2 separate regions of the Homo sapiens genome follow, and region 2 is linked to region 1. The links are chromatin loops, found by intact Hi-C in ENCODE. Cell type or tissue: chondrocyte. All regions are shown on one strand. Each heading gives the region's core, and the rest is flanking DNA. Links, peaks and the distances in the headings are about the cores only.

Region 1 (17,058 bases), core at 3,675-11,674:
TCGTAACGTCTTAGTCTAAGAAAATTGTTAAGAATATTAGGTTCAGTCCATGTCAACAAATTAATTCATTAAATTTATGTTTGTGAAAATAAAGAGGCAAGGCGCGATGGTTCATGCCTGTAATCCCAGCACTTTGGGAGGCCGAGGCGGGAGGATCACCTGAGGTCAGGAGTTAGAGACCAGCCTAACATGGAGAAACCCCATCTTTACTAAAAATTACAAAATTAGTTGGGCGTGGTGGCTCATGCCTGTAATCCTAGTTACTCGGGAAGCTAAGGCAGGAGAATCGCTTGAACTCAGGAGGCGGAAGTTGCAATGAGCTCAGATTGCGCACCGTTGCACTCCAGCCTGGACAACAAGAGCAAAACTCCGCCTCAAAAAAAATTAATAAAAATATAAAATTTATTCCCTTTACAAAACAAAATACAAAGATGCCAAATAGCATTTTCTCATTATGTTAAGAAAATGTACACTTATATGAAAGACTAGAAGAAAATATGCCAAAATGTTCAAGAGATAGCCTCTGGTTGATAGGGCATGGGCATTCCTAATTTTTTTTTATAACTAGCATGCCAGAATTTGAGAAGATTAAACATTAATTTATAAATAAACAAGCACAGCTCTTTAGTTTTATTTTTCTATTTTTTTTTTTTTTACATAGCTCAGCTATTTCTTTTAAAGTCAACTTCTTTCATAGGTGTTGAGTTTCTTAACTTTAGAAAGGTTGTGAAACCCAGTAGCAGGTGTTGGGTACATAATTATTTAAATATGAGGACCAATCATTAAGAATGTTGGTGGGGAAATGTGTTGTTTTCTTAAAAACGAGTTAAGATTATTTCACGTAGACATAAAGTATAAGAGTTTTTCCCATAACATTAAAATTTAAAAAGTGTATCCAAACAATGTGCCTTGGTGGATTATTAGGTAGAATATTAACGGTTTGTGGTTATATAGGAAAGAATCTTATTGCTACTACTAGCTTGCCTATTACTAATAGAACTTCTTATCTAAGTTGAAAATTAATGCAAGCACATCTCCATTAAGGAAAGAACCAAATGATCCTGTGCAATAAGAGATTTTTGAATGAAATGCCTAATTTTATTGCCCTGCCAAAATGCAATGATTAATATTGTGTCCTATCAAATCTATACTTGTATTGGATCAGTTGCCAGGGATGAAGGATTTATTGTTACCTGGTATGTGATAACTCCCCTCCACATGGAAGGATTTGTGCAGACGCCACCTTGGTCAATGTTACCTATGGACAAAAATGTGATTCCTGAGTGCTGTGATCAATAATTGGGCAACCTAAATATCGCATCATGATCCTTGTCATATCACATAGGTTCATTGCTATCCATTGCTTGATTCCTTTTTCCTATCTTACTTTGTCCTGAATATATTCTTGAAATTGTATCAATCACTGTTTTGTCAACATGTTCTAGGCTTGTTAAGTTTTCTGCTCTGTCCATCATTGTGTTTCCCAGGGATGTCTTGGTGAAGAAAAGTGTAATATCCCCTTAGAGTTAAGAAAATATTATTCTGGGAAGTGGCAAATTATAGGCAGTTATTGCATAATTTCTGAGCGAAGTGAGCAGTTATTTGCCCAGAGGGACCATGAAGTAGCCATGAAAGAAAATGACCCCATGTATCTTGGAAGAAATTAAAAAGTAAGAATCTGTGACAATGAGGGTGCCTCAGTACCATAAATCTGTCTCCTCCATTTCTTAATTTCAAATAGAACAGCTAAGAAAGTAAAACATATTAAAAGCAAGGTGTTAAAATCTAAAAGCTATCGTTAAAGTAGCTGCAGTTACATGCCTGGTAAAGGGTCTAAAATGTTGTGTCAAGAAGTTTAAAATTATTTTCAAAGACACGATCATTAGAAAAAAGTGGCATTAATGGAGAGGGGAAGGCAGTAGCAGGATCATCTATTTATAGAAGTTTTAGGCTATCTGTCTATATAAGATAGCCTAAATAAGAAAAGTCAAAACAGGCAATTTTCTAGACAAGTAAATGAATAGTTATAATGGCTTGTGCTATCTTAAAAATATAAATGATCACACGGAATGTCCTATTTCTTAATAGTATGATATTAACACACATGAATTCCATCAACAGAGAGATTAAACAAACATAACATCAGAAGTACACAAATAAAAATAATGTTTAATATCCACAGCTCATCATTCATGCCTAGGCTCTATGTGTACATGATATACCTGCATGATTTTTGCAGGAGCAGATTGCAAAAGTAAGAAACAGAATCTCTCTGAGAAGATAATTTCCACATACAATGCGCCTTACCATTTTCTGTCTCTCTGCTACTCCTTTATGTTCATTTTATTGATTCTTTTAAATCAAATTTATCTGCTTTCAGTTAACCATGCATCCAGTCCTGTTGGTATTTCCTACTACTCAGCTTTTCATAGATTCCTGAGTTTTGTTCAACTGGCTCTTATTTTTATAAATGAAATAACTATCACCCCAACTATGCCTCTGACACATTTCCTCGGAGAGATGAAGAAGTGGATAAATTGTCTTACTTGTAAATTATGAGCTACATAGAGGAGGGAGGATGCGTTTCTATACCTTTTATATCCTACACTGCACATGGCTTACTCATGTTCATAGATTTGGTACATTCAATAAAAGTATTCAATGTCTACATAATAGAAAGCACTCCTTTCCAACAGTGGAGGGGAATAGTGAGAAGAGGCAATTTTTCTACATGGTGTCCTCATATGGTCAATCTATTAAGAAGAAGAACTGGCTAAGGCAAATGTCAGGCTGCATATTACTTTGTCACTGCAATGAGAAATAAATGTGCGTCTGATAGAGCCCTGGAGAGGCACTTCTACTTTTGGCTAAGAAGCAGTTGAGGCAAGTTTTTTTGAGTATATGACATTCTGCTATTGAGTCCTTATGGCAATATAAATTTAGGCTAAAGATGGGGAGAACCCTTGAAAGCCTCAGAATTGTCTTAGTTCATTTTGTGCTGCTATAACAGAACACTACAGACTGGGTAATTTATAAACAATACAAGTGTATTCGGCTCACAGTTCTGGAGCCTGGGAAGCCCAGGCTGGTGAAGGCCTTCTTAGCTGCCTCATTACATAGTGGAATGAATCACATAAACGACAGAGTATGTTCAAGAGAGTGAGAGATGGAACTCACAACCATACGCCCTTTTATAATCGGCATGAATCCATTCATGAGGGTGTAGCCCTCTAGACCTAAATACCTCCCATGAGGCCGCACTCCCAACATTGTTGAACTGGGATTTCAGTTTCCAACACATGCTTTTTGATAGACACATTGAAACTGTAATCCTCATGTGGGCCTATGATTCACCGTCAGACGTGTAGCCCCCGGGATGGAGAGAGTCATCCTAACTTTTTCTGACTATGCATGCCACGACTTACATTGTGAGAGGCTGTGAATATCAGGTTTGTTAGCATAACTCTCTCCCACCTTGTATTTTTCACTCTGTACTTTTTTCAAATTAGACTTCTCTCTGCTTTCCACACATGCTGTGTGGTTTCACGCCCCCAGGCTTTACTTAAGTTTTTCTCTGCCCTGCCCACGTCCCTACCTATCTAATTTCTCCGCTTTCTTCAAAGCTTCATGAATCCTTTCTTAATCCTCTATTCAGAAATGATCCCCTCCTCTTATGTCACAATAGCAGGGCATTTTCACTCTTCTTATGGCATTTTTTAAAAACCTGATGTAGATGATTGAATTGTGTGCTTATGCCTGATATCTTCAACAAGTGGCTATTAACGAATTGAGGGGCAGGATCCATAGCTGTATCACCTTTCTTTGTATATTCCTGAGTACCAAGGGTTTGTCCATTTATCTTTTCCATACACAGAGATGCTCTCTCTCTCTCTCTTATCTTCCCTCTGTCTCTCTCTCTCTCTCTCTCTGTCTCTCTCTCACACACACAGAAGTTTGGACACAGTATAGTCTTATGATACAAACTTCTAATCAGAAATTTCATTTGTGTCTGATAGACTATTGCTACCATCTCCCTAACCTCACTCTAAGAACATTTAATGTCTAAATTACCTTACAGGATACCAGTCAAATTTTCCTCTGGCATGGTTTAACCCATTGCCTAAGAAAAAAGTAATTTGACTTTTTTTTTTTTTTTTTTGAGACAGAGTCTTGCTCTGTCACTCAAGCTGAAGTGCAGTGGCACAATTTCAGCTCACTGCAGCCTCCACCTCCTGGGTTCAAGCGATTCTTCTGCCTCAGTCTCCTGAGTAGCTGGGACTAGAGGTGTGCCACCACCCCTGGCTAATTTTTGTATTATTAGTAGAGACGGGGTTTCACCATATTGGCCAGGCTGGTCTTGAACTCCTGACCTTGTGATCCGCCCACCTCAGCCTCCCAAAGTGCTGGGATTACAGGTATGAGCCACGCCCAGCCTGAAAGTAATTTGACTTCTAATAACACAGAGGAGAATTCAGTTGTCAATATTTCCACCTGATTAACAGATGTGCATGTATGTGTGTGTGATAGGCACTTGGCCACTCCCAGTGTCAGGTTGAAAAATTGCAGGCTGTGTGAAGATGCTATTTGACACACAGAGTATACTTTTAACTGTCTTCTGTGATTTTGTGTGTGTGTGTGTGTGTGTGTGTGTGTGTGTGTGTGTGTGCTGAAGTCATTCTTTGGTATCCACAGGGGGGACTAGTTTCAATACTCTCACAGATCCTTGGATGCTCAAGTCCCTTATATAAAATAGCATAAATTTGCATATAACCTCCTGCATATTACATCATCTCTGGATTAGGTGTAATACATTATATAATGCAAATGCTTTGTAAATAGTCACTTTGCTGTATTTTTTTATTTACGTTATTTTGATTGTATCATTGTTTCATTTTTTTTAAAGTTATTTTTCATCCATGGTTGGTAGAATCTGAGGATGTAGAACTGTGGACGCAGAAGGCCTACTGTGTAGCATTTATCAATGCCCAAGAGAAATGAAGAATTGGAGTAAATAAATGAGTCACGGTCTTTCACATCTATAAATGTGCTACTTCCACCCTTTCCTGCAAAGAGCTGACCATGAGTTTACTTAAGTGTGGTTAGTGCATTCCAGAACCAGTAAAGGGTGTGAGAAGGGTACCGTGGCAAAATAACTTTCTAAATATATTGTCTGCTATAAGATCAAGAGGAAATAAGAGGTTCTCTAGCTGTGAGGTGCTGAGAGGGCCATTGCTTAAGGCAGTTCAGCGATGGTGAGTTGAGGGCCGCCTTTCCCCTCCTCTCTTCCTGATAACCCCATCCCAGGATGCCAAGTGGACGAATCATCTGTATAAAGCGCTCTGCCTGGGGAGGACAAATCGCAGACGGTATCTCCCCTATGCATGTTAGCCTGTGTCTACTCTTGCCCCCTGCCCTCCCTGAAGGCAATGCACTGCCCTTTTCAGCGTGAAATCCCCAGGCTGGGGCTGGATTCTGAGCTCTACATTTCTACCTCCCCCCTCTCCAACCCCCGCTATTTCTATGTCCTCACTGATAAGGAAGGAGCTAGGGTCCTTGTGGAGGCCGGGGCGAGGCAGTTGAGTTTTCTAAGGAGCCAGAGAGAAAGTGCAGATGAAAGGACCCATCGTCAGCGTTTGCAGGTCGCGGTAACCCCAGGCCAGATTGACATGGGCTCCGCACCCGGGCCGGTGATTCTGCCTCTTAACCGCTCTTGCAGGAGAGGTGACGTTAATCTCACAAACGTTTTCCTACCCTTCTAGGAGAAATAACGATAAGCCCCAATCTTAAGGAGCAGAGAGTTAGTTCCGGGCGTTTGCCACGGCTCCCTCACTTCAATTTACACTCGCACACGCGGGTACGTGGGTGTTCGGGGTAGGGCACTGATCTGGGGAAGGTCTCCCCCCCGCGACCCAACTCATCTTTGCACATTTGCAGTCCTCCCTCGGTGCACTCCTGGCGGGGATCTGGCCAGTGCAGCGCACTGGGACCGAGGGCAGAGCCCGCGGAGTGAGGCCAGGAGAGACTTCAGGCCTCTAAGGACACAGCTGAGGCTAAGGCTGAGTTGAACGCAGCCCCTCCCGCGGCTCGTCCCCTCTCCAGTGTCTCTCCCGTAAGGTGCCGCTCCCAACAGCAATGGGTCGAGATGTAGAGGAAACACTCTGTACGTTATTTTTCCGCCCACCCTTTAGCGCCTGAGGAGACAGACAGTGTAGACTTTAGGGTACAATTGCTTCCCCTCTGTCGCGGCGGGGTGGGGAGCGTGGGAAGGGGACAGCCGCGCAAGGGGCCAGCCTGCTCCAGGTTTGAGCGAGAGAGGGAGAAGGAGGTCCACGGAGAGACAAGAATCTCCCTCCTCCCACGCCCAAAAGGAATAAGCTGCGGGGCACACCGCCCGCCTCCAGATCCCCCATTCACGTTGAGCCGGGGCGCGCTCGGGGCGGTCGCCTGCAGTATCAGTATCAGCATCAGCATCAGCATCAGCATCTGCATGAGCATCAGCTCAGCTCAGCTCAGCTCAGCATCAGCTCAGCTGTCCTGAGGCAGCCGGCGGCTGTGAAGGAGCTCCAGGCTGCCCCCATCCCCACGCCCTTCTCGGCTCAGGGCGTGCATGAACCTGCGGATGGCCGGCGGGCGAGTGGCGCCTTCGCGATCGCGGCCGCCCCTCTAGGCGGAGGCACCGGGGACCGAACCCGTGACTTCGAGCTCCACTGCGGACGAATCCCGGGACCGCGCGCCTCGCGGAAGAGCGGCCGCCGTGCAGCGCGGAGGGATACGCCTCGGCCGCACCTCCCCTCGCCGCGCCCCCGCCCCCGCCGCCCTCCCCGCCCGGCTCTGCTGCCGCCGCGGCGGCCGCTGCTGCTGCTGCTTCTGCCGCCGCTGCCGCCGCCGCTGCCTGGATATAGTGCGGCAAGAGCGGAGCTTGCAGTCACTTTGCGAGGAGGAGCGCGCGGGCTGCGGGCGGCTGGGGCACCGCGGGAGCGGCGGCGGCGGCTCTAGCAGAGGCGGCCGGGGCAGCGAAAGGTTCTCTCTCCAGGGCTGGACTTAATAACTTTGAAACTGTCCACCGGTGTCACGTCCTGAACATGAGCCTCCTCCTCTCCTTCTACCTGCTGGGGTTGCTTGTCAGTAGCGGGCAAGGTAGGAGTGTGGCGCTTTATTGCATTTACTTTCCCTCCCCCTTCCACCCGGCCAAGAGAGGCAAAGAGGGAGGCGCAGGAAGAATGAAATGAAAGAACTAAAGTTACAGTTATTGCTGTTGTTGTTATTATTATTTTCGTTCTTTCTCCTAGCTGTCCCTAAAATTGTATCTGTTGTGTGGAGACCCTTAAATAAGAGAAGGGAAAATACAGAATTGGAGAGGGGAATCGGTGAGCAGGATATCCAGGGAAACCGCTTCTTCTTCTTCTTTTTTTTTCCTCTGGGATTATGGCTTTCTCTTATTTTTATTATCAGAAATTGGATGAGTGTGTTAACAGTGAAATATCTGAGGTTGCGGAAGGAAAGGGCACGATGGTGTTTTACAGAAGCAGCAAAAACTATCAGTGTTAAACTCATTTGCAAAATATCTGCTGTGTGCAAGACGTTCGATTCTTGGAGACTCTTTTTTTTTTCCACCCCTTTCCCAAAACCCTAATTCCTGACTATGAAGTGAATGATGATGGCTTATTTCTGTTGGAAACTAAGAGAGGGGCCGTGGATATTGTGTGTAAGAAAGCAAATGGATAAAACTAGGGATGTGTTGCAGTCATTCATTTTGACCCCAACCCCTTATTAATACAGAAAGGTGGAATCATTTTATAACATTACATTGTAATTACACCTGTAGAGGATTTTTGGGGTTGTGGGAGAACTGGTGGAAGCTTTTATCTCTTAAAAAAAAAAAATGAATAGCCTGGTAGAATAACCTGAGAGGGAATTTGTGGAAGCTATCACTGTTTGTCTCTAGAGAGATAGATATGAATTTATCTGGCTGTTTAGATAGTAAACACTCACATGAAATATATTTACAATAAATGGAAGCATTTTCAACTGTCCAGACAAGTTTGGACGTTTAATTAGGGACACAAAATGCTAAAACATGCATTGGTGAAAGTCTTTAAAGGAAAAATAAAATAGCACTAATTTTGAGATATGTAATGATTGCAAAGAATGTTATGTTGTTAGTGTAGTGTGAAATTGGTTTTTTAAAATAATATAATAAATTACAAGACAAGTTAAAATATCCCCAAGATATTCAGTTCTAAGCATTTTTAGCCTCTTCTGTATTGCTCGTTTGGTCCAGCAGGGGGTGGTAGAACTCCATTTTAAGCCCAGAAGTTGGTTTCTGCTCTTCCACAGAGTCCTTCTATCATTCTTCAGCAGGGCTTGACATTTTGGATGTGAAGCCTTCCTTTTTCTGCCCTTCTCCTCCCCACAGCTATAGTGTTAGTGGCGGATGAAACACGATTGGATGCAGATTTAATGTTCAGAAATCAGTATGCAAATGTTGGATATTCCTATAGTTTGTAAAGTGTCTTGATAAGATTCTGCTCATTTTCCCTTCCTAACATAGAGTATGAAATATTTCAGTCTTAGCAAAATTGCAGATATGTCCATCTGAAGCTAATACTAGCCCAATTCGTTAATTCAGTGGTTCTTAAGCAAAGATCAGCATGCACATATGTCCTACAGATATGCTTCTTTAATTTTCAGATAGCTGCTGATTGTGTTTAACTGTTCATTTATAGCATAGACAGGTATTTTTGAGCACCAAGAAACAATCCCTGAAAATTGCAGTTAAAATACAACTGCAATTAAATAAGTGTAGGTAGTGTGGGGCAGAATGGGAGCATAATAGGAAACAAGTTTATGCAGACTTAGGATTACATTGTGAGTGGTTTGGAGAAGAAAAATGTCTCAGTTGTGGAATCTGAATTTATCATTGTAGAGGCTAAGTGTGTTGGAATTTGGAGACATAGGAAATTAGAAATGTTTAGATATATAGGTTTAAATAGTACACAGAGACATAAAATTTGGATGTGTACATGTAACATAGATGTGAAATTGTGATTCAGCTAATTTGTAAGTCAGGATACGAGGTGGTTATGAAGAGGCACTCTGAGACAAGCATCTCTGAAGGGGAGCCCATATTCACTGTAATGAAACAGGGTAGAAGGAGACCATCATTGTAAAGATCTCTCTATCTAGTACAATTTCACAATGTGTGGCACTCATAGAGACACAGATATATATCAGAGAGACGTAGCTTTTGTGAAAGGGAACATATAGTACTTCTATGCCATGTGTCCTGATGAAGTCAGAGATGCTTGGATATAGATATCCTCATCCTGGAGTCCAATTCCTCTATGCTAGTGTTTTGTTCTCTAATTAAGGATGCAGCAGCAAGTATCAGACACACCACCGGGAGCTGTTTAAAAAAACAGACCTAGTGTAACTCATGATTTTGTTTATTCTCTTGTAAAGAGGGCCATGGAAAAGCCACCAGTCAGTGATCCCTGGTCTTGCCTTAGAAATACTAAAATCTCAGCTTGCTGATTTATGTGTCCAACAGTATACTTGCAGGGGATTTTATGAAGCATGATTGAAGCTATTGCTTTGGAAAGTGGTGTGCAGTTAGACTGAGGAAAGGCAACAATGATGTATTCCCTTTTTAGGAGTCAAAACGTTTTGAACTGAAGCAGTTGAATAGGAGAAAATGACATTAAGTGAGAAACTGACTAACTTAAGTGAATGCCAATACTATAATTAGCTAACAAGGCCTAATAGTTTACTTGTAACTCTCAATACAACCTTATTGTTGTACAGTAGTAAGACGCTTTTTTTTATTGTAGCAGAAATACTCCTTTAAAAGCCTCTAATTTCCACTGCAAGATTAATGTATAATGAAGTAAGGTTAGAATGTTATTGTGAAGTCTGAATTTAATTGTCAATGAAAGAAAATGCTGTAATTCTGTAACTTTTGCAATTATTTTTCCTTTGTGTTCAAAACTTGGTCACAGGCTTTGTAATCATAAATCTCAAGTGATAACTTCAGTTTCTGATTAACTGCATTTGCTGTTTGGATCTTTGTATATTCAAATTTCCAAACTGTTGTATGTATGGATTGCTTTCGTGAGAGTTTTTACATTTTTGAAACCACTTCCTTCTTCCTTTAAAAATTAAACAAGTATGATTAATAAGCATTTTTCCTGGATGTTCACATATGTAAGATAGAAGCACTGTTATACTAAAACCTAAAGTAAGAATAATGCTATTCATCTCTCTTGCAATGCAGTTCAAACGTACCACTTAGAACACTTACCTAAGCCAAAATCGTGAGGAAAGGAGGGGTGAATTGCCCAGTTGATCAGTTAAAGCAGTCATCTGCTTACAGTTATTCTCTTTGGTGAAGTGCTAGTAAGTCATTGTACATTACAGCAATGTACCTTCTAAAAATAGAGCACAGGTGTGTGAGTGTCTACTAGTTTGAAGATTACAGGAGAGAGCTCCACAAACTCATCTTCTGTCGGGGCTGTTACATGGCTCCAGCCTCTCTCGTATGCTTTTTCTATCTGCTGTGCTCTAATTCTTTGATATCAGCCTCTCTGTGCAAAGTTTCTATTAAATCGACTGGGTCTTCTTTTGCACTTGGGGAAGATGTAATGTAAAGGCTAATGTAAATTAATATCTTTATTGTCAGAGTAACCCAGAGGATTTCCCTCACTACTTCATATCAAAGGAGTTAGGCAGAGTATTTTCTCACTTTTAATGCAGAATCGGAGCCCATAGAGCAAGAAGGGAAGTTGGTGGGTCCCGAGAGTGTCAGATGAGTCTTTTCAATGACACAGGGAGCTAATTTTCTCCCCGAGGTACTGTCCTACTAGAGAAGCAATTAATGGAACAAAAGAACCTCATTCAGTACCAAAAGTTAGACTTCATATGATTTTGTAAATAGAATGGCCTTCTTTCAAAAATAGGACTAGTTTGCAATGAAACTGAGAAATGAGCTACAGAGATTGAGGCTAGTAACCAAGCTGAACAGTGTAATTTGTTTTTGCCTGTCCTCGTGTGGAAGCAGTGCAAATAGTAACAGGATCGACAATCTGAAGACTCTGGAACTGGTCCTCCTGCATTCTCTGTCTTTTAACATTTGGGAAATCATTGTAACTTATCTCTTTTCAGGGTCATCTCTCACAGCAATGAATTTTTGAGAGCATGAAGAAAAGTGCTCAATAACTATAGAGTGATTCTAAATTGCCCTATTTCCCCCCAAAATGAAATTAATCCCTTGAGTGTTGATATGTGCAAAATTAATTTAATAATTTGAATATACTTCTGAAGGGACTATCATTGTTTTTCAAATTTTGTTGTCCTAAATTTTAAATTTATTGTTCCCTTTATACAATCCCAATTAAACTGAGGATAGGCCTATTTAAAAGATTATAAATTTGTTTTAATTTTCCAAATTACATGATATGAGAACACTTTAAGATGCAACCAGTGCTTTTATGCTTTTATTAAATGTAAAATTCCTGCACTTTATAGAGCCAAGCTATCTCTAATTGTTCAACAAATAAAAGTGCTTCTCTCTGGTGCTCTTTTAAATATTTTAATAACTTTTAACAATTTACAGTTATAATAAGAGTACTAATCACAAATAGATATCAACATATTTCCTAGTTTTCTATGTTCACTTGTGCCACTAAGGATCCATCAAACATTACCAGACATTTTAGAAAGCTGTGAAGTAATGAAACATCTTGAATTTAAATCAAGATGTTTGAATTTAAATCATTAAGAAAGATAATGGGGAATTTTGAGAATATTTATAAGCATGGCAATCAAAACATTATAGTTTGAAGAATTTCAGGTCCATTGATCAAATCTTTCTTGGCTCCATTTGATTTATTACAACTCACAGGGATGAAGAAAATTCATTGGATTTGGAGTCAGAAGACCTAGGCTACTAAGAGTCTCTTAACCTTGAAGAAGCAACTTATGCTCTTAGAACCACTATTTGCTTATTTGAAAATTTGATATTATAAAATCTGGCCAGTTGACCTTGATGCTCGGCCATGAGGAGCAATTGTAACAATAAATATGTGTAGGCAGGCACCTTACCAAATGTCAACCCTACTATGCTAGGCTTTGTTTATATTTTTTAATAATGTGTATACAGATTAATTTGTGGCTTATAAACATTTATTTAGTTTTAAAAAATCATCATAAGCTGCTCTGTGATTAGAAAAAAATATCAAGGGGACAGAGATTACTTAAGTTATTGATAAGGGCGACTCATTCATCATTTATTCATTTATCTAACATTTACAGAATACCTGCCCTGTCCCAGACACCTCATTAGACAGCATTACTAGGAATGGTTGCGTAGATTGTGTGAAGAACAACTCCAGGGGGCGTCACTTATTGTCCTAGTGATGCAACACATATTTATTTTTACAATTTGCCAGCAGATGGCAGTAAAAGGTTTTGAGGAATGATGCGCTTTTTTTTGTATCATGAATCCTTTCTATGGACCAACATCAGGCTGGTGTTAAACACCAAGAGGCTTAGGATGGGCACATAATGAAGATAAATGACTTACTAAAGATCAAACAGAAAAGTAAAAAGGTTAGTTACTAGAGCTCCAGTCTCCAAACTCTTCAGTTCTCCTAACACCAAACTTGTTCATAGATTTTATTTAAATGAATCTAATATATCTTCAGCTCAAAGTAAAATATATTTAAATTCTGTGCCATTTTGTCAGATAATCAAATAACAAGCACTTTTTGAGGCCTTAAAATGAGAATATTATCAGCACCTTCTAACAGTACCGACCACTTGTGCGAAGTGCTTTCAGTCACCTTATAACTTATGATTACCAATGAGTCAAGAGACAATTAGCTTTGTTTTATGGATGAAGAAATTGAGGTACAGAAGAATGATCCGATTTGCCTATATCACTTATTTTTGTAGTTATCTGGAACTGGGAGTAGATTTTCCAACTTCCAGTTGCATACCTATTTTTGATATATTGTTGATTCATTTGTTTAAAAATTTGCATGTGTGTGGAAAATTCAATGTTGATAATTACAAAAACAAATAATATAAATTTAAAAAGCCAAATAAGCATGAGGGAGATATATAACTTGTTCAACAAAATATTATAAAATGACAAAATATGTCATATAATTAATTAAACACTAAGTAGTCTGAGTCCTTAGCGGTTTAGTGCCTAGAATGAGCTAAAATTGATTGTGTTTACTAACTGACAGGCTCTCTTATCATAATCCTCTATTAGCTTGTTATTATTACGATTATCGTTCCTTTATCCATGAGGGCCATGAGATACAGGGAGTTTAAATAACTAAGATTGTACTGCTTGGAAATGAGGGTTTGCATATGGGACATGTCCAAAGCCTAGCCTCTTACCAGGACATCACCTTGCCATTCAGTGAAACAGAAAGGGCTTCAATATAGTGAGAGTAAATGGAGAAGATTATTAATACAAGGAGAAAAAAAATGAGTGAACAAATTGTAAGAAGGGAGGGGCGCGTTGAGAGAATAGAAATAATCCAGTTTAATGAATCCAAGGATTCACTAAGCAGTTTGGAAAGGTGAGCCTCTGCACTCAGTTCTGGAAATAGTGGTGGAAGTGGAAGATAGAGTGACCTGGAGGCCAAGCTGGTTTGACTCTAGTGTAAATCTTTTGGAGCCATTGTTTGGGCAGGAGAGTAACATGGTTAAATTTTGGTTTGTTTTTAAGTCTGCTGGCCATGGCCATGTGTAGGATGGACCAGAAGGAAAGCAAAAGAAGTGGACGTGGCACATGTGTCTATGGAAGACTTAATAGGATCTTAGTAACAAATACAAATTGAGAAATTGGTAGGAACGTGCCGCATGAAGTTTTACGTTTATTTAACAGAAAAAAAAGGTTATATCTTAATAGAAATAGGAAAAATAAATGAAAAAGTGCACCCATTTTCAGTAATTTTTAACTTGTTATTTTTAAAATTATATATCAAGTTGCTGTATTCATGGCACATCTAGATAAAAATGTCAATAAATTTGAAAATGGAAACTGTTGATCTTTTTATTGGCCAATTCTTCAGAATAATTTCTTCACTTTTATTTGTCATCTGTCTTTATCTTGTTCTTCCATCCCCATTTATACTTTAAATGTTGTGTAGTATACTTCTGGAATTTTGGGTAAAATCTCAGAAGTATGTAGGTAAAATTTGTTTTCATTATATATTCTTCATTTAAGTCAGCTTCTCTGCTTTATTTATAGTTTCTTTTTCTTTTTAACACTGGCACACCAAAACAAAATAAAATCCAGGAGAACGCCCCCCCCAAAAAAAAAACCCTAAAAACTGACATGAAAAAAGATTTTTGGTATTGAATATATAAAATTTTAACATTTTTCTATTAGTGTCCAAGGGAGGAAAAAAAGAACTAATATTTTTGAGCACCTCTTCTATGCCAGAGAGCTGTGTTGAGCATTTTTACTCATTATCTCATTGAATCCTGATTATATCGTATTTTATAGATGACATTCCTGAGATTAAGAGTGCCTGATTTGCCCAGAGATTTTAAGTTCCTTCTTTAGGCTGACGCTCACATTTATATCAAAGAGCATTAAATACATTTAAGATATGATTCGGTCTTTTTTGCTACAGTGTTTGTTTCTTGGATGCATCTTATCTTGTTACACCATTGATAAACCAGGGGATGATGTGTTATAATGCAGAAATTGTGTTGATCCATGGGTTGGGAGTGGTGGCTCACATCTGTAATCCCAGGACTTTGGGAGGCCAAGGCCGGCAGGTTGCTTGAGATCAGAAGTTTGAAACCAGCCTGGGCAACATGGCAAATCTCCGTCTTTACCAAAAATACAAAAATTAGCTGGGCGTGGTGGTGCATACCTCACTAGTCCCAGCTACTTGGAAGGCTGAGGTTAGAAAATCACTTGAGTCTGGGAGGCAGAGGCTGCACCAAGCAGAGATAGCATCACTGCACTCCAGCCTGGGTGACAGAGTGAGACCCCATCTCAAAAAAGAAAATGAAAAACATGTGTCGATCCATACATGATTTTCTCCACTCATTAATTTCTTAAGTAAGAGCCAGGCTTCCTCACAATTACAGAGAAAGCCTTAGCAAGCTATGAAGACATTAAGAAAAATATGAAAAAATCAACTTAAGGCCCTTCCTTTAGTACAAGTATTCATGTACTTAGTGGCTTTAAGAACATCTTGATTTCTGCTGTAATAGGCATCTCGTGAAGTTGAAAGTGCAGCTGAAGAAGCTGGGAAGTCATTCTGCCTGCTGAAAAATGATGTTTGTTTTTTGTTTACTTTGTTGTTTTTATTTTTTAAAGGCTACACTGTGGATCATAGTTTGCATTTTAAAGTGAATGCCCTTCAGGTCTTGCATCCTGATAGAGGGTGCAAAAGCTAGGTGCAAATACCAGCAGAGATTTAACTATGCTAGTATTGTAATTAAGACTTTTATGGTTTTTGCTGGTGCTTGTTTACAGATTTCTGCAGGTTTTGAATGTTCTGCCTCCTAATCCTGTCTTTTCCCATAAAGTATGATATTTTTTACTGCACAAGTTTTCAGACCCCAGAGATTTTCAGGGATGCAAATATGGTGTGATATCAGAAATGCATGTCTTTACTTGTAAAATCAGCCAATGTACTGACTAAAACCTATAGTATAATATGAATAGGTCCCAATGTAAGAAAATAAGCTCACTTGTAGTTTGTTCTCAATATTAATGAGAGGACTTGGGGACATTTTTTCTATTATTGTAACTTGTTCATTCCCAGCGCTTTTTTTTGGTACCTCTGTTACCAGAAAGGGGTCCCAGTCCAGAACCTGAGAGAGGATTCTTGGATCTTGCACAAGAAAGAATTCAGGGCAAGTCCATAGAGTAAAGTGAAAGCAACTTTATTAGGAAAGTAAAGGAATAAAAGAATGGCTACTTCATAGGCAGAGCAACCCTGAGGTCTGCTGGTTGCCCATTTTTTGTTCTTCATTATATGCTAAACGAGTGGTGGATCATTCATGAATTTTCTGGGAAAGGGGTGGGCAATTCCTGAAACTGAAGGTGCCTCTCCTTTTTAGATGATATAAGGTAACTTCCACAAGTTTCCATGACATCTGTAAACTATTATGGTGCTGGTGGGAGTGTCTTTTAGCATGTGAATGCGTTGTAACTAAGGTACTATGAGCTGTGAGGATGACCAGAGGTCACTCTTGTGGCCATCTTGGTTTTGGTAGGTTTTGGCCGGGTTCTCTACTGCAGCCTGTTTTATCAGCAAGGTCTTTATGACCTGTATCTCGTGCCAACCTCCTATCTCATCCTGTGACTTAGAATGCCTAATCATCTGGGAATGCAGTCCCGTAGGTCTTGGCCTTATTTTACCCAGATGCTATTCAAGATGGAGTTGCTGTGATTCAGACGCCTCTGACGTTTCTAATACTAGGCTTTCTGATTATTTTTATATCCATTCTCTCACTTAATTTTTCTCTGATTATCATTCTCTACTAATCACTGCCTGAAGAGAGCAGTTGAGTTTCTATGTTCTAGCAGTAACTTTGTAAGTATCATGCATGAGAGAAATGCCAAGAACAGATTATGTGAAGATTAATATATACAGTGAGGTATGTCCCATATACTTTGATCAATGACATTTACGTGCTTTTGATTAAAAAAATTACTTACTTAGATAAATCACTTATAACTTTCTGATACAAGCTGAAATTAAGCACATTTTTAATCTTGTTCGCTCTTTATCATACTATTTAGCATAGAAAAACTGGCTTCATGCTACTTATTCTATAGATTACACACTAATCTTTACACCAGGTAAAACTTGTGAATCATCAAAGGGTAAGAATTATACTATGGTAATATTTTTGAATGTATATACGATATGTTGTGGGACATATTAATTGACAAAACACTTATAGTCCATTTTAATTTATCTAATGAAGCCCCACAGTTATCCTGAAAGGTAGATAGTATTTCTGATTTAGAATAGGATAATAAACTTCAAAAAGGTGAAATTACTTGCCCAA
Region 2 (17,058 bases), core at 3,257-11,256, 1.8 Mb after region 1:
TTATTTGAGTTTTAAACTAAATTCCAGAATACAAATGTCTTAATAAGGCAAAAATATACAAATGATTTTACCTTCCAAATGACTGGGCTTTAAACAGTACTTATACCTCTTGGTTCTTTTATTTTTAAACAAAGATTGTATTGGGAAGTATTTTCTCTTAAAATTCTAATTCAAAATACTTGTGTATTTGAAAATATTAAGGAACAAAACTCATCTTTGTGTATGTGTGTACACAAAGACTTCTAATTAACAAGGGCAGTTTAAAAATACCCAAGTCTCTGGGTGAAAAAGCAACACTGGGCATTTGCCTTACAAAAAGCAGCTTTTAGCAAAATCATTAATTACCCTCCTAAAACAATCCAATGTCAGCTCTAGAGCACTTATTTTGAAAAATATTTCTTAGAAGTATCACTGTTCTAAAACTATGATGTGTACATATACATAAGTCATAGCTACTTGTAATATTCAGAAGTATCTTTCCTGGGACAACAAGGCCTAATTTTAAAATACTGCTTTATAAAAAAATCAAATATTCTTTCACAAATATCACAGAGGTGATTCAAGCAATAATAAAGTCTATTTTAAAATGTAAATTAAAAGCATCAAATTTTTACATTTGCTAATGACTGTTCTGTTTATATGCAGTCCATGACTACAGTATGTATTTGAAAATTAAATAAGGCTATGAGGTTTACAAAATTTTATTTTAAAAGCCATATCAAATCTTAAAGTAAGAAAGTAATCTAGTAATTCCTTTAACAATAAACTAGAACGATAGACTACTCCCTGGAAATACATTCTGAAATATTTGCTACAATATCTTACCTTTAACTGCAATTTCTCCTTTATACATGACTAACCATATTACCTTGATGAAAACTATGGTTTAAGCATAAGGATAATGGCATCCTAAAATAAAATGTTGTGACATTTGTTTGATGTTTTTAATATTGTATTTATTAAAATAACTATTTTGACAGTAAACATAAGATTTCTGGATCAAAGAAAGATTATTTACTTGCATAATATCTTAATGACAGTCCTCATGCCCCAATATCTCAATAACATAATGAGATTCAGATGTCACATACATATCCTATATGGGGGTTTGCATCACAGGAAACTCTGAAATTACAAATCTCACATTTTATGTAGGGCAGGCTGTACAACTCCCATTTTGTCCTCAGAAAAAGGAAAAAGACCTTATCTTCCTAAAATAAATCCTTACTATGGATCAGAGGGGGAAATCTTTAAGTTCATTACTATTTGAAATGTAAACATGTGGCCCCAGGGAAGGAAAAACTGTAAACCTCTACTAAGAAATACGCAGTCTCTTAACTTTGAACTCACTAACTCATCCTTTAACCTTAGTTGCCAGGGATTTTTTTTTACTCAAATTCCAGAAGGTGAAAAAAATAAAAAATTCATGTGGCATTGCTTCTTGACACTGATATTATGATTGAAAGAGTAACATGGCCTTAAATTACCCAAGCAACACAAACAACTACAAAAATAGACAAAATATAGAAAGCATCCATTTTTGACATTGTAGAACAGGCAGCACAGAACTGTGATCCAGGAGAAGGAAAACAAATCAGGTGGGGCTCCTAGGCTTTAAGGTGTAGGGATCAGATGTTCTGTAGTTCAGGAAGGGAGAAAGCCAAAAAGGGCTCAACATTCTCAATGAATTGATGAAACAAGGATCAGCAGATGAAAAGACTAAGGTACTAATAATTTGTGGAATAGAGTTTCTTAGATGAGGTGACTCCAAGAGAAGGAATCTGGAAATATGAATAAGAATCCCCTTGGGTTTTTCAGCTGCCCACCTATTTGAGAATGCATTGGTGAAATACTATGAGGCCTAGACAGGGCATCTTTTAGGAGAAGAACAATTAGTTCTCAGGGAGCTACAAGTTAAAAAAAATTCCAAGAGTTCACACGAAGACGGTCAGTAATGAAAGACCATTTTAAATACACAGTGTGTTCATCAGAGATCTCTAACTGGCCATACCTAAGAAGTGTGGTTAATTAACCCAAGAGTAAAGTCTATTCTGAACCTGTCCTAAGAGCACTTACCAATATACATTTAAGGATTCAAACTGATCTTCAAGAATATAACTTTCAGAAAAAATTTTAACACTATTTAAATGAGTAAAACAAAATCCAACACTCAACACTGTATAATTAACAATATCTGATACCCGCAACAAATAAACAAGTAGAAAAAAAATAACCAGGAGGATAGTCACTCAATAGAAACAGAAACAGAACTAACAAATCAGTAGACTAGTATATTTAAAAAGCCAGTATATTTTTGCCATATATACTCATGCATATCTGCTCAATATACAAAATTATAAATATAATGAGAAAGAAATTAAGGATATAAAAAGAACCAAACTGAACTTTTAACGGTAAAATGACATCTAAATTTTAAGAGAACTTTAGGCACTATTGAATATAAGATTTATTAAGTAGAAGATATAAAAGCAGAAAATATCCAAAACGAAGACAGAGAGAGAGGAAGAAAGAAAGACTGAAAGCCTAAGCAGACTCTCCTTAACATGCTGGAAAAATATCAAGCACTCAATCCTATATGTTACTTGAGTACCAGAGAAATTACTAAAATATTATAAATTTTACCAAAATTCTATACTCACAGACCCTAAAGTCTCAATTAACCCAAGGCAAGATAAACATATAAAGTACTACACCAAAGTACGTAAAATCAAATAGCTGAAAGCCTGTAATAAAAGAGAAATCTTAAAATAGACAGATATAAAAAACATTAGGCACAGAGAAACAAATATGTGAATAAAAATATGCTACTAATCCGAAATGATACAGGTTAAAAGAGAATGTGAGAATGTGATGACATTGTTACTATAGCCAAAACAATCCCACTGTCAACCTATAACTCTGCACCCAGGCAAAAAATATTTTTAAAGTATAGACATTAAAAAATTTTCAAACAAATAAACATGAGTAAATATATCACCAGCAGACCTATATTAATAGAAATTATAATTAACCATGGGTGACAGACCACTTTTCCCCAAGGTTAGGGAGACAATAAGGATATCCCTTCTATTCAACATTACACTGAAAGTCCCAGTCAGCACAATGAAGCAAAAAAAAAAAAAAAAAAAAAAAAAAAATAAGTAAAACAAAAACGGAATGAAAAGAAAGAGACAAAGTTGTATTCATGTGCAGACACAGGAACATTTACATGAAAAAATTCAATAAATTTTCAAAAATACCGATAAGTGAGTTTAGTACTGTGTAAAGTACAAAGTCAATAACCCAAATCTATTATGTTTCTGTACTTCAGGAGCAAGGGTTAAAAATCAAAATTTAAAAGTACATATCATTTATAATAGCAACAGAAAATATGAAATATTTAAGAAAAAATTTAACAAATTAAATCAGCTAAAATATAAACATGTAATAAATCACTGATGAGACAAACTAAAAACACAGGAGAAATGAAGAGATATGCTATGTTTAGGAATCAGAAGACTCATTGTTGGTAAGGTGTTGGTTTTTCTCTAATTAATATCTAAGCGTAATGTATACATATATATTTTTTCATTATCTGCCTCTGTATCTTATTAAATATGATTTGTATTATGAAGAAATAAGTGAATATACATATATAATATATAGATTAACTAATATACAATTTTATATAATAAGTAAAATTCATTCTAATATAAGTATTAATGGAAATTATTATTTTCTTTGTTCCTTCCTGCTTTTCTCTCCTCCTGTATCTGCAAAAGTTCAAGATTTTTGTGCACCTCCTCTGAGCTATAGCTTTCTGTTCGTGACTTCTAGGGAGGCTATAGAAAATTGAAAATAATTAGAAAAACTTACATTGCAAATACAATAAATAAATCAATCATAATTAGAATTTTGCTTTATAGTCAAGAGGAGCTCAATAAGAACTCCTTAGTGATATGATTAAGAGGAAGACAGTTATAATGGAAAACAATGTGGAGATTCCTTATAGAACTAAACGTGGAACTACCATTCAATCCAGCAATCCCACTACTCGGTACTAACCAAAGAAAAAGAAGTCATTATATGAAAAAGACACATGTACACACATGCTTATAACAGCACAATCGCACTTGCAAAAATATGGAAACAACCTAAATGCCCATCAACCAATGAGTGGATAAAGAGAATGTGGTATATATACACCGTAGAATAGTACTCAGTCATAAAACAGAATCAAATAATGGCCTTTGCAGCAAGTTGGTTGGAGTTAGAGGCCGTTATTCTAAATGAAGTAACTCAGGAATGGAAAACAAAATATTTTATGTTCTCCCTTATAAGTGGGAGCTAAGCTATGAGTATGCAAAGGGATAAGAATGATATACTAGGCTTTGGGGACTTGTGGGGAAGGGTGGAAACGGGATGAGGAATTAGACTACATATGGGGTACAATGCAAACTGCTCTGGTGACAGGTCACCAAAATCTCAGAGAACACTACTAAAGAACTTATCCATGTAACCAAAATACCCCAAAAACGATTGAAATAGAAGAAAAACAAAAAATAAAATACGAAATGATAGTTATAACCCAGTAATAAACATCTAAGTAACAATTTCTATACTTAATAGTTTAATGGAATTTGATTAATTTGATGTATTTTAGATTTCTGATTTGCTCTATGATATATTGACTAAAATCTAATATTTTATGAATAATTAAAAATGAAAATCAGCATTGACCTTACTGAAAATATAAAGAAATGCATTTTTCTTTATATATAATTACATTAATATGTATATACATTTGATTTTTTGTAGAACTTTCAGCACTCCTATTTTCATTCAAGTATGATTATTGTTAAATACTTTATTATATTAAAAAATCTGGAGGAGAATTTCTTTACACACGCCCCAGGGTAGCCCATTTTTACTCACTAGCCCATGGAGTCCAGATTAGTTATCACAGTTATTATATAAATTATACCTCATAAGTTTACATAATTTAATTCACTTGAAAAGGCTTTGTGAAGTGTTCTACTACTAGTATTTGTTATTTTCATTGTTTATATGTTTAAATTTGTTATATTAAGAAATGAAAAGAAACACATGAAACCTATATTTTTCATTTCACATAATAATGAATAATATGTATTTGTCAATATTTTCATTAAAGTACAGTTTGTATATATTATTAATTTCTTGTAAAAGTTTATGCATTTAACATAAATTAAATATAGAATTTGAATATGGATCTATTCTCTACTCCAGTGCTGCAGAAATATAGATTATTTTGCCTTAGTACATGGATTATGATATATATACAAATATAATTGTAGAAATATATGCAGAATAAGGCACATAGCTTATCAGTTTTTTCTTACATACATGACCTGGATTCCAATATTATTTTTTACCTACCATTTTACTAAAGAATGTAACATTTGTTTTTTGCCATGTGAATTAATGTTCTGTAAATGTCCACCTGAATATAGAAACATATATTTATTTAGTTTCCTATTATATGAGTTGTCATTAATGATTTCTAAAATTGGATACTATTGTGTAGACAGTATCAAATTCTTGACTATTATGAATAATATTGTAATAAACATCTTTGTAGCTTAATTGTTGCACATTTTCATAAATACATTTTCAAACACATTTCTAGAACTATGGTCTCCATGTCAATGATTATCTGTTTTACAAAGTATTTTAAAATAGCCTTTATGCCAACTTTGATCCCTAGCGATAGCATATGAGAAGGTCCAATTCTCTATTTATTTGTAGCAATTAGTAATCATCTTATTTGATGGATACATCTATTATGTTGCTGCAAAATTAATTGTACTTTGGGCCATTAGTTTATATGGTGGAAACCGCAATTACTTTTACACCAACCTATACCAATTACAAGTGGTAACATTTTCAAGCAGCTGCCTATATAAAATTTATGCTAATATTACCACAAGCATTGAAAACATTGAAAACCACATGCAGTTAATCTGCTCTTACAGGGTTACAATGGACTATTTGGGGGGGGCGGGGAACAGAGGAAAAAAGGAATTAATTACTCAGTGGCATAACCTTTGAAAGAACACATTATTTTTAATTGACCTCTTGGCTTTCCTGAGAGTTCTGAAGTATTGAATGAGAATAGCTTCTCATTAATAATAGTATTTACAACAAAACAATTATATCCATAATTTTTTGTGTGTGGATGGAGAGATTTTTCCTATAAAATAAAAGTTATGTATTCAAAATATAGACTGTAACAAATAATATTTTAATATATGATGATAAAAAATACTTAAATTTCTCTTTATAAATTAAGAAACACTATTGATATGTATTCTGGACAACAGAACCCTCAACAATAGAAATTATTGTAGCTTCTTATATTTATAAAATGGAAAATTGGAAAAATCCGAAATCAAAAAAATGAAATAACAATACAAACATAAAACAGTACTAAACTTGTCTTTGCAAATAAAGTACTATCATTCTTTACCACTAAATATTTAAAAGAATAAATGGAAACGGTGACTATTTTTATTAAATAAGAAAGGGTATACTGCCACCTAGTGGTTCATGGTGTGGCTCAAGGGCAATATTTTCTCCTCCAAGTATTCTTAGATCCTGCTGATCAAGGGAGGCTGATGGCTGAATATTTTACAGTTAAACCAGTTAAATAATTATCAAAATTATTTCATTTTCATGAAATTACTCTTAACCACGTTATACTTTATTACCTTCACCTTAAAAGATTAAAACCCTTAATAACAAAGCATAGATGGCTGTTCAGAAAATAAAATTTCAACATAATAACTTCCATAAAAGCAGTGAAGATGAAAATGAATATTTTCTTGTGAAGAATATGGTGACTAATTTAAAGATCTTTCAATTTATGAATACTTCATTTAGACTACCTACTATTTGAGTAAAGTAATAAATTTAATATGTTTTCCATGATGTAACCCACATGATGGAAACTCAAAATTAACTACATTAATCATAATGGATAATCAAATTGAATATTAAAAATGCAATTAATCTTTTAAAAGAAAGTATTTTTTGAGATCATTAAGCTGAAGAGGAGAACAAAAAGAAACAAATAGAAAAATATTTTCAAGGAATCTCTTTATATCTATGTTATGTTATCTGATAAATTATTGATCTTTTTCACTTCTCTTCTATGGGTGGTTCTGTGTGTGTGTATGTGTGTGTGTGTGTTTGTGTGTGCATGTTCATTGTGTTTGTATTATATAATAATGGACATAATTTTGTGATTGTAGAATATCTTCAAGATGTTTGAGCCATACATGTAGAGTGACTATCCTTTCTAGTATCAAATGAATGACCTAATCATTTAAATAAATAATTAGTTTAAATAATTAGATTATATTTTATCAATTAGGAATGATCTGCATTCAGTTTATAATCATTAAACATGAATCCTTTAATAGTGGACACGAGATGATGAGGTTTTTTGATTAAAACAATTATACAAAAACTACATTATCAAAAATCAATATTCTGCTACAAAATAGCTGCAATACAAAATTCATTGTGGAGCGCGGTGGTGCCATCATGGCTCACTGCAGCCTAGACATTCTGGGCTCAAGTAATCCTCCTGCCTTAGCCTCCCAAAGCACCAGGATTACAGGCATGAGTCACTGCACCCAGCATAATCATTCTCTATAGCAAGTACAGAACTTTTTGACTTGCAATGGGGGTTATTTTCCAATAAACCCATCATAAGTTGAAAATATTGTTTAGTCAAAAATGCATACAATACACCTAACCTACTGAAAATAGCTCAGCCTCGCCTACCTTAAACATGCTCACAACACTTATATTAGTGTATTATTGGCCAAAATCATCTGGCAACATAGTAGACAGTACACTGGAGAGTATCAGTTTACCCTTATGATGGCATAACTGATGAGGAGCTGTATCTGCCCAGCATCCTGAGACTGTATCACATAGCACTAGCTTTGGAAAAAATCAAAATTCAAAATTCAAAGTATGGCTTTTCACTTTCACACCATCGTAAAGTAGAAAATTATAAGTGAAACCATTGTAAGTCAGGAACTGTCTGTACAGCTTTTTATCAGTGCCAGAATGATAGCATAAGAAAAGGAGACATCAAAGACACATTGATTCATTTATATATCAATTCACCAAACACATAGAGAGCATATTCTAAGGGTAATCCAGTGTGCTAGGAGGTGGGGGTGCTACAATGAAAAGTTGGATCAAACTGGCACAGTCTTTGTTCTCCTGAAATTAATTTTATTTGGAACACAGAGTCACACATAAGAAGAGGAGAAAATAAAAATGGAAAGCCTTGGATTTGGGGAAAGAGACAATCATGAAATATCCAGAGAACAAGCATCTAGACAAAGGGAAAGCAGGCAAGCATCAGAGAAAAAAGGTTTTCCAGGCTTCAGGTACTGTAAAGAGAGAAGGGTCACATTAAGTGAGCAGGCAAATGGGCAGGAGAAAGGAAGTTAATGAGGAAAAGGAAACAGGGACCAGATTATGGAGGGACACAGAGGGCAGATAGGAAGTTTGAATTTAATTTGAAAGATCGTTTCCAAAATCCTGCTTTCATAAATGATGGGGAAATAAGATTTTAAAGAGATAAATATAGGAAAAGGAGCATATTTGAGTAAAAGGAAGAAAGAAAATGAATTCAGTGTGGACAAGTTGAAGTTGAAGGTGTGTCTGTGTATCACATTAAGCTGATGGATGACAGGTGGGAAGGATAACGGGCTTTCACTTCAGCAGCTGCAGTGATCAAATAAAAAGATTTTTTACCTCTTAAAATGTCCCTCTGATGAGACTTAGAAAATGACATAAAAAATAGGAACAATACCTATAGTCATTACAAAGCATCATTGTCCAAACTAATTAATTTAAAAGGCTGTAGGCCATGTGTGGTGGCTCATACCTGTATCCAAGCACTTTGGGAGGGCGAGATGGGCAGATCACTTGAGGTCAGGAGTTCGAGACCAGCCAGGCTAATATGGTGAAACCCTATCTTTCCTAAAATACAAAAATTAGCTGGGCGTGGTGGTGAGTGCCTGTAATCCCAGCTACTAGGGAGGCTGAGGAAGAAGAATTGCTTGAACCCAGGAGGCAGAGGTTGCAGTGAGCCGAGATCACGCCACTGCACTATACAGCCTGGGTGAAAGAGCGAGATTCCATCAAAAAGAGAAAGAGAAGGAGACGAGAGAGAGATAGATAGAGAGAGAGAGAGAGAGAAAGACAAAGAAAAAGAAAAAGAAAGAAAAAGAAGGAAGGAAGGAAGGAAGAAAATAAATAAAAATAAATAAAAGATGTAAGTGTAACTTTACAATACAGGAATATGACAGTTACCACCTTATTCAACTGAGGAAACTTATCGTTGCCAACAGTGAAACAATTGTACAATACACCCTTTAATGAATTTAATGTGTAAATTCACACATTACTTTAGTATTCTCACCAGCTGCCCACCCCCCCCAAAAAAAAATCAGTTTGCTATGTGTGGAAATGATCACAACAGTTTAAAATTATAGACTGATCTATGGTGAAACAGACTTGGATGTGTCAAAAGAGTGTATGCCATGTAAATCAAACAATCAAAGAAACAGAGTGGTAGGGTTGAGGTTGGGGTGTGGTCTGGTCTAAAAGAAATCAAGATAAATAAATACGAATTGCTTCCTCAGCAAAAATAATGAAGTCACAGGCATCACATTGCCTGGCTTCAAACTATACTACAAGGCTATAGAAAGCAAAACAACATGGTACCAGTACCAAAATACCAGGCACATAGATCCATGGAACAGAATAGAGAACCCAGAAATAAAATCAGACACCTAACAACCAGCTGACCTTTGACGAAGTTGACAAAAATAAACAATGGGGATAGGAAAATGTATCTAATAAATGGTGCTGGAAAAACTGGCCAGCCACATGTAAAAGAATAAAACTGGACTCCTATCTCTAATCACATACAAAAATTAACTCAAGATGGATTAAAATAGTTAAATATAAGACCTTAAACTATAAAAATTCTGGAAGGAAGCCTAGGGAAAACTTGTGGACATCAGCTTAGGCAAAGAATTTATGACTAAAATCTCAAAAGCAAATGCAGCAAAAACAAAAATGACAAATGAAACTTATTAAAATTAAAGAGCTTCTGCACAGGAAAAGAAACAGTCAACAGAGTAAACAGACAACCTAGGGCAATAGTGAAACTGGAAAAGTTCCCTTGTTCCCTTCGCAGGGCATGCAATGGGAGTGTGGCTTGCTGCTTCTTCAGTGCCCTGCTGCTCAAGCTCCTAGCGGGAGCATGCAGATGGGCAGGTTGTGGGGCTCTGACCCCACAGCAGTGTCTAGGGGTGGAACGTTTACAGCTGAAGTCCCAGTGGCCGTGTGTTACAATATGCTGTTTCATTTTAGCCTTCTGTAGGCAGCTTGTGCTAGGCAGCTCAGTTAGGCTCCCTGCCTTATCGCAAGGACAGAGGGCTTTCTGTATCCCGGAGTTTCTTGCCTTGGTGCACCAGAAGAATCAGATCACACGTGGGCTTTGAGAATGAGTGCAAGGTTTTTCTGAGTGGAAGTAGCTCTCAGCAAATGGGGAGACCAGAAGGGAGATGGAGTAGGAGGGTGGTTTTCCCCTGCAGCAGGGTTGCTCAGCAGCCCTGACTCCCCTCCTACCCAAACTCCCGCGTCGTTCCGCTGGTGGATGGCCTGCTGGCCTGCCACGTCTATACCTGTGCTCTTACACTGGTGCATGCCCCTTGACACCCAGCCGCTTGGGTCTCTTCCCACTGGTGTGTTCCTCTCGATGACCAGCTCCTTGTGTCTTCCTCTGCTGGTCTAACTTCTGCCATCTTCTTTGACGTCCAGCTGCTTGTGTCTCTTCTCATTAGTGTCTGGGGGTTTTATAGGCACAGGATGCAGGGAGTGGTGGGCCAGGGTGGTCTTGGGAAATGCAACATTTGGGCAGGAAAACAGAAATGCCTGTTCTCACATAGGTTCATGGGCACAGGTGCAGGGGTGAAGCCCTAGCCAGAGACCTCGCCCTTTCCTTCCCTGCACTTCCTGTCACCCTCTTGTATAAATAGAACTCTTTCTTTCTTTCTTTCTTTCTCTTTCTTTCTTTCTTTCTTTCTTTCTTTCTTTCTTTCTTTCTTTCTTTCTTTCTTTCTTTTCTTTCTTTCTTTTCTTTTCTCTTTCTTTCTTCCTTTTTTTTTTTTGACAGAGTTTTGCTCTTGTCGCCCAGGCTGGAGTGCAGTGGCACGATCTTGGCTCACTGCAACCTCTGCCTCCCGAGCTCAAGTGATTCTTCTGCCTCAGCCTCTTGAATAGCTGGGATTACAGGCGCGTGCCACCACGCAGGCTAATTTTTTTGTATTTTTAGTAGAGATGGGATTTTTCCATGTTGAGCAGGCTGGTCTCGAACTCCTGACCTCAGGTGATCTGCCCACTTCGGCCTCCCAAAGTGCTGGGATGACAGGCATGAGCCACCAGGCCTGGGCAGGAGAATATTTTTCTATTAAAATGTGACTCCGATGAGACTTAGAAGACTTCATAAAATAGAAAATTCCTAACAGAATAGGATAAAATATGTGCAAACTATCCACGCAACAAAGGACTAATATCCAATATATAAAACTTAAACAAATCAATAACACAAAAACGAATAACCCCATTAAAAAGTAGGCAAAGGACATAAAGAAATACTTCTCAAAAGAAGACATACAAATGACCAACAAACATGAAAAAAAATGCTCATCATCACTAATCATCAGAGAAATGCAAATTAAAAGCACCATGAGACACCATCTCACACCAGTCAAAATGGCTATTAAAAAGTCAAGAAATAACAGATGTTGGAGAGGTTGCATAGAAAAGCGAATGCTTATACACTGTTTGTAGGAGTGTAAATTAGTTCAGCACCTGTGGAAAACAGTTTGAAGATTCCTCAAATAACTTAAAATAGAACTATTATTTGACCCAGGAATCCCATTACAGGATATCTACCTGAAGGAAAAGAAATCATTCTAGCAAAAAGACACCTGCACTTTCATATTTAACACAGCAGTATTCACACTTAGGAATAAACCTAAGTGTCTATCAGTGGCTGATTGGATAAAATGTGGTACATATATACCATGGAATACTATGCAGCCAAAAAAAGTAATGAAATAATGGCCTGTGCAGCAACATGGATGCAGATGGAGGCCATTATCCTAAGTGCATTAACACAGAAAGAGAAAATCAAATACCACATGTTCTCAGTTATAAGTGAGAGCCGAAAAAAAATGGATAGGCATGGACACAAAAATGTAAACAATAGAAACTGGGGTCTCCCAAAGAGCAGTTGGGAGGATGAGAGTGTGTAAGGATTGAACAATTACCTATTGAGTACTATGTGCAGTATTTGGGTGATGGGTTCAAAAGAAGCCTAAACTCCAGGATTACACAATATACCCATGTAACAAACCCACATGTGTACCCCCTGAAACTAAAATAAAAAGAAATACTAATTGCAACACATGACTTTTGATAAATGATAAATTAAAACCAAAGAAATGAAGGCATTATTCAGATAATTTAGAAAATATAATATGAACTAAATACTTGATGAAATTCCTAATTAATGAAAATATCTCAAGGTGAAAATAGTACATGAAAATCTTATCATCATTCTGTAATTCATGAATTAGTTAGTGATGTTGTGTTATGAAGACAGCAACTTACATACAGGTGGTTCAAAAAAAATAAAGAAATTGAAACTTCTAAGAAAACAGATTAGATGCAGTTTTACCTGCTCCTTTCATGAAGCTGAACTGAAAACTCTGAACATGATTCTTCACTACTGCCTTACAAGTCCCTTAGACTCTGTTTACTTACTTATTTTTAGTCTTGTGTGTGTGTGTGTGTTTTATGTAGTTATTTATCACTACATTGTCAAGTACAGGAAATTCTTCCAAGTCTCATTAACCATTAATAACAAAGAAATACATGTTTCTGTAGAGTGTAAAATAATATATGCAACTAAGCATCAGAGGGGTCCTGCATGTGAAGTTTTAGTAGATATTGACAACTTCTCCGAAGTGAATATACCACTGAGACAGGCTACAGAGCACTCATGATGAATACCTTTTATACAACTCTTTATTCTCACATTTGTCAAATTTTGGTTTAGCTTTTAATTTTAATCATTCTGCTGGACATGTGGTATTATGTCAGAATGATTTTATTTGCACTGTCCTAGTGATTAAAATGTTTGAGCAACTCTTTGTGTGCTTATTGGTATTTTGTATATACTCTTTTGTAAAATAGCTATTCAAATCTTTTGCCCATTTTTGAGGCAATTGGCCTGTTTTTTTCTTTTTGATTATTTTCTGTGTATCATGGATATGTGTCTTTTAAAAGTTTTGTGACTATTTTCTCACATGGAGCTGTTTGCTGTTGCTGCCTTATTTTGAGCTCTTTTGATAAAACCTATTCATGTAAATTAATTAACTACATTTAAAACATTTCATTTTTATTTTTATTTTTATTTTTTTGAGACGGAGTCTCGCTCTGTCGCCCAGGCTCGAGTGCAGTGGCGGGATCTCGGCTCACTGCAAGCTCCGCCTCCCGGGTTCACGCCATTCTCCTGCCTCAGCCTCCCGTGTAGCTGGGACTACAGGCGCCCGCCACTACGCCCGGCTAATTTTTTGTATTTTTAGTAGAGACGGGGTTTCACCGTTTTAGCCGGGATGGTCTCGATCTCCTGACCTCGTGATCCGCCCGCCTCGGCCTCCCAAAGTGCTGGGATTACAGGCGTGAGCCACCGCGTTCATTTTTATTTAAAAATAGCATATTTTATAATAGAAGTCATCTTTCATTCATTATTGCCTCAAATTTTAATCATGCTTTTGAATTCTCACAGAACCCTCAAATTGAAACCACTATCCTTGTATCTAATATCATAAACTTATTTTGTCTGAAGAAGTGAAATCAATATAATATTCACACATTTGTGCTAGGCTTCTTTTTTATTCATGACTTTACAAGTGTTTTAGTATTCTTTCATCAATTTATGGAATTCCATTGTGTAGATATATCAAAATTAATTTGGCTTGGTAATATTTAGTATTCTTTCATCAATGTACAGAATTCTATTGTGTGGATATATCAAAATTAATTTGACATTATAACATAAAACATTTATTATTTTTGGATTTATATTATTATAAATGTTCTTGCTGTATCTGATGTCTTTTGGTAATGATAGTTCCAATTCTGTTTTATATATATAAAGTAGCAATAGAATTGCTGTGACATAAGATATATGTCGTTCATTATTTGCAAACAGAGACAATTTTTCAAAGTAATTTAACAATTTAAAATTTAAGTCTCCCAAAGCAATATAAGAGGGATCTAGTTGTTCAAAGTCTTACCAACTCATGAATTTCATTCTATTTTAGCCCTTCCCATATATATATGTATAATGGTAATTTATGGTGGCCTTAATTTGCATAAACACTGATGTATATTGTAAACAGATTTCAATGTTTTATAGGCTACTTATTATACACTTTTTAAAGTAACTGTTAAAAGAGTTTGCAATTTTACCGTTGAACTTTCTTTTTCTAATTTATATTTTATTTCTTGTGTATATACACTTGTGTGAACAAACACACATATAATTTTAATACAAGTCCTTTGTCTTATATGACTTGTGGATATTTGCCTGACATTTTGGATTTTTATTTTATCTTATTTTTGACATTTTTGACAATAATTTTAGTATTTAATGTTCAGATTAAGATCTGTAATTCACCACAAATTGACATTTTTGTATGGTGTACAGTAGGGTTCTGATTAATTTTTCCATGTATATATCTAATTGACCCAGTACTATTTGTTGAAAAGAATTATATATACATATATATATATATATTTTTTTTTTTTTGAGACAGAGTCTCACTCTGTCACCCAGCCTGGAGTGCAGTGGTGTGATCTCAGCCCACTGCAAGCTCCACTTCAGGGTTCACGCCATTCTCCTGCCTCAGCCTCCTGAGTAGCTGGGACTACAGGCGTCCACCACCATGCCCGGCTAATTTTTTGTGTTTTTAGTAGAGATGGGGTTTCACTGTGTCAGCCAGGATGGTCTCCATCTCCTCACCTCATGATTTGCCCGCCTTGGCCTCCCAAAGTGCTGGGATACCTTGAAGTATCACTTTTATCATAAACTGTGTGGTCATATATTTATGGGTTTGTGTTTGGACCTATATTTAACCCTTGAATGAATTATTTTCTGTTTGCCTATCTTTGTTAGATAGTGTATTAGTGTTAAGACACTGTTAATATGATAACATTATAATTATTCTAGAAAATAGCATACTCTTTAGTACTCTGTATTCTCCAGTTTTATTTTCCACCTTAGGTAAGCTTCCCTTTCTATTATAGAACCTTTGCACTGCTATGAAAAGATTATAATGTCTTTGTTGAATTTTATACTCAGAACTTACTGAGATGTTGAATGACACTACTGAATATAGAAAAACTGGGTAGGAGACATAGTTTTTACAGTATTGGCTCAATCAATCCAGGAACAAGGTATATTTAATATTTGCAAAGATTTATTTAATTATTCTCAGTAATGTATTTAATTTAATGCATAAAGTTCTAATTTATCTTTTCTTAATATTTTCCCTTTTTGTGTTAGTATTTGATAATGTAAAGGCTGATGTTAATCCAAGTCATATTATTTTGGAAATAACATTTCTCATATTTTATTGTTAATATATGGAAAAATATTATGTTTAAATTGATTTTATAACCAATTACCTTTCTAGATTTATTTATTAATTATAATAGTGCAACTATAGTCTGATTTTCCTACATACACAATTATGTCATTTGGTAATAATGATAGTTTATTTCTTCTTTTCTAATCTTTGCAATTTTTTTCTCCCCTTTATTTTCAAAGGGGATTAAAACTCCCAACTTGTATGTAGACTGAGATATAGACATGTAGAAATAGTTACAAAAGTCAAAAAGTATGCAGACAATAATATGAATACAGGTAATCATGTAAACATGTCAAAAAGTTGTCTGAGTGGCAGAGAATTAAATCAGAACTATATTATTAAGTTAGCAAATTCTCAGAAATCTGAAATTTTGTATGTAGTTTTCAAAAATAATTTCACATTATTTTTCTTTGAGTGTCTTTTAGTAGGTATAATACCACAACTTGTGGGCTTATTATGGTCACGCTGTTGAATTAGAGAGTAAATAATTTGTATTCAGTAAAAGAGATCTATATAGAGAGGATGGGTAATGTGAGAATGACATATAAAGATTGTTTGAGGTACAACTATAGAAATATACAAGTAGACCAATACAACAAAATAGTAAGTCTAGAAATAAACCCATATATGTGTAGTCACCTGATTTATGACAAAGATGGCCAGCTTTTTTTTTTTTTTTCCCAAATGTGATAGTCTTCCAATAGATGGTGCTTGGTTAATTGAATTTGGACAAAAATGATTCTTACTCATAGCATCACACTATAAATAAAAATCAATTAAGAACCTTTAGTAGTTTTAAATGTAAACTGTAAAAAAATAAAGCTTTTATAAGAAAACATAGAATACTGTTATGTCTTAGTAAAGGCTACAATAAAAAGATACCATGGATCGAGTGGTTCAAATAACAAGCATATATTTCTCATAGTTCTGGGAAGATCATAATCAAGGTACCAGCATATACCATTTCTAGTGAGGGCCCTTTTCTTGACTTGCAGAAGCCTGTCTTCTCTTGATATGTTCACATTGCAGAGAGAGACAGAGTAGTAAAGAGAGAGAATGTTCTAGTCTCTTTCTCTTCTAGGATACTAATCCCATTAGGGCCTCAACCTTCATGACCTCATGTAAGCCTAGTTACATCTCAAAGTTCCTGCAGCCTAAAACCATCTCATTAAGGGGTAAGTTTTCAACAAATAAAGGTGAAGGGAGACAAAAGCATGCAGTCCATAACAATTTATGACATTACAGAAGATGAAGG

The links. A loop is a pair of places that touch in the nucleus more often than their neighbours do. Peaks named below come from ENCODE experiments on the same cell type or tissue, not always from the same donor. Only the 100,000 strongest peaks of a DNase experiment are listed, where the experiment ranks them.
Region 2: a loop joins it to region 1, with 6 times the contacts of the local background. A loop is called at or near these places in 44 of 110 quality-filtered maps.

The regions. Positions count from the first base shown.
Region 1 is chr21:20,991,482-21,008,539 of GRCh38, forward strand. NCAM2 (neural cell adhesion molecule 2) reads left to right here and starts at 6,928. Exons shown (of 18, transcript NM_004540.5): 1 at 6,928-7,137. The coding sequence starts at 7,083. In chondrocyte, for the core only: CTCF peaks have their summits at 8,272 (motif pointing right) and 8,491; DNase peaks (open chromatin) are centred at 6,490 and 6,640.
Region 2 is chr21:22,785,585-22,802,642 of GRCh38, forward strand. No RefSeq gene overlaps it. Among named protein-coding and RNA genes, the nearest start is that of MIR6130, 290 kb to the right of the region's middle. In chondrocyte, for the core only: CTCF peaks have their summits at 6,565 (motif pointing left) and 6,786; no DNase peak of the experiment used is centred there.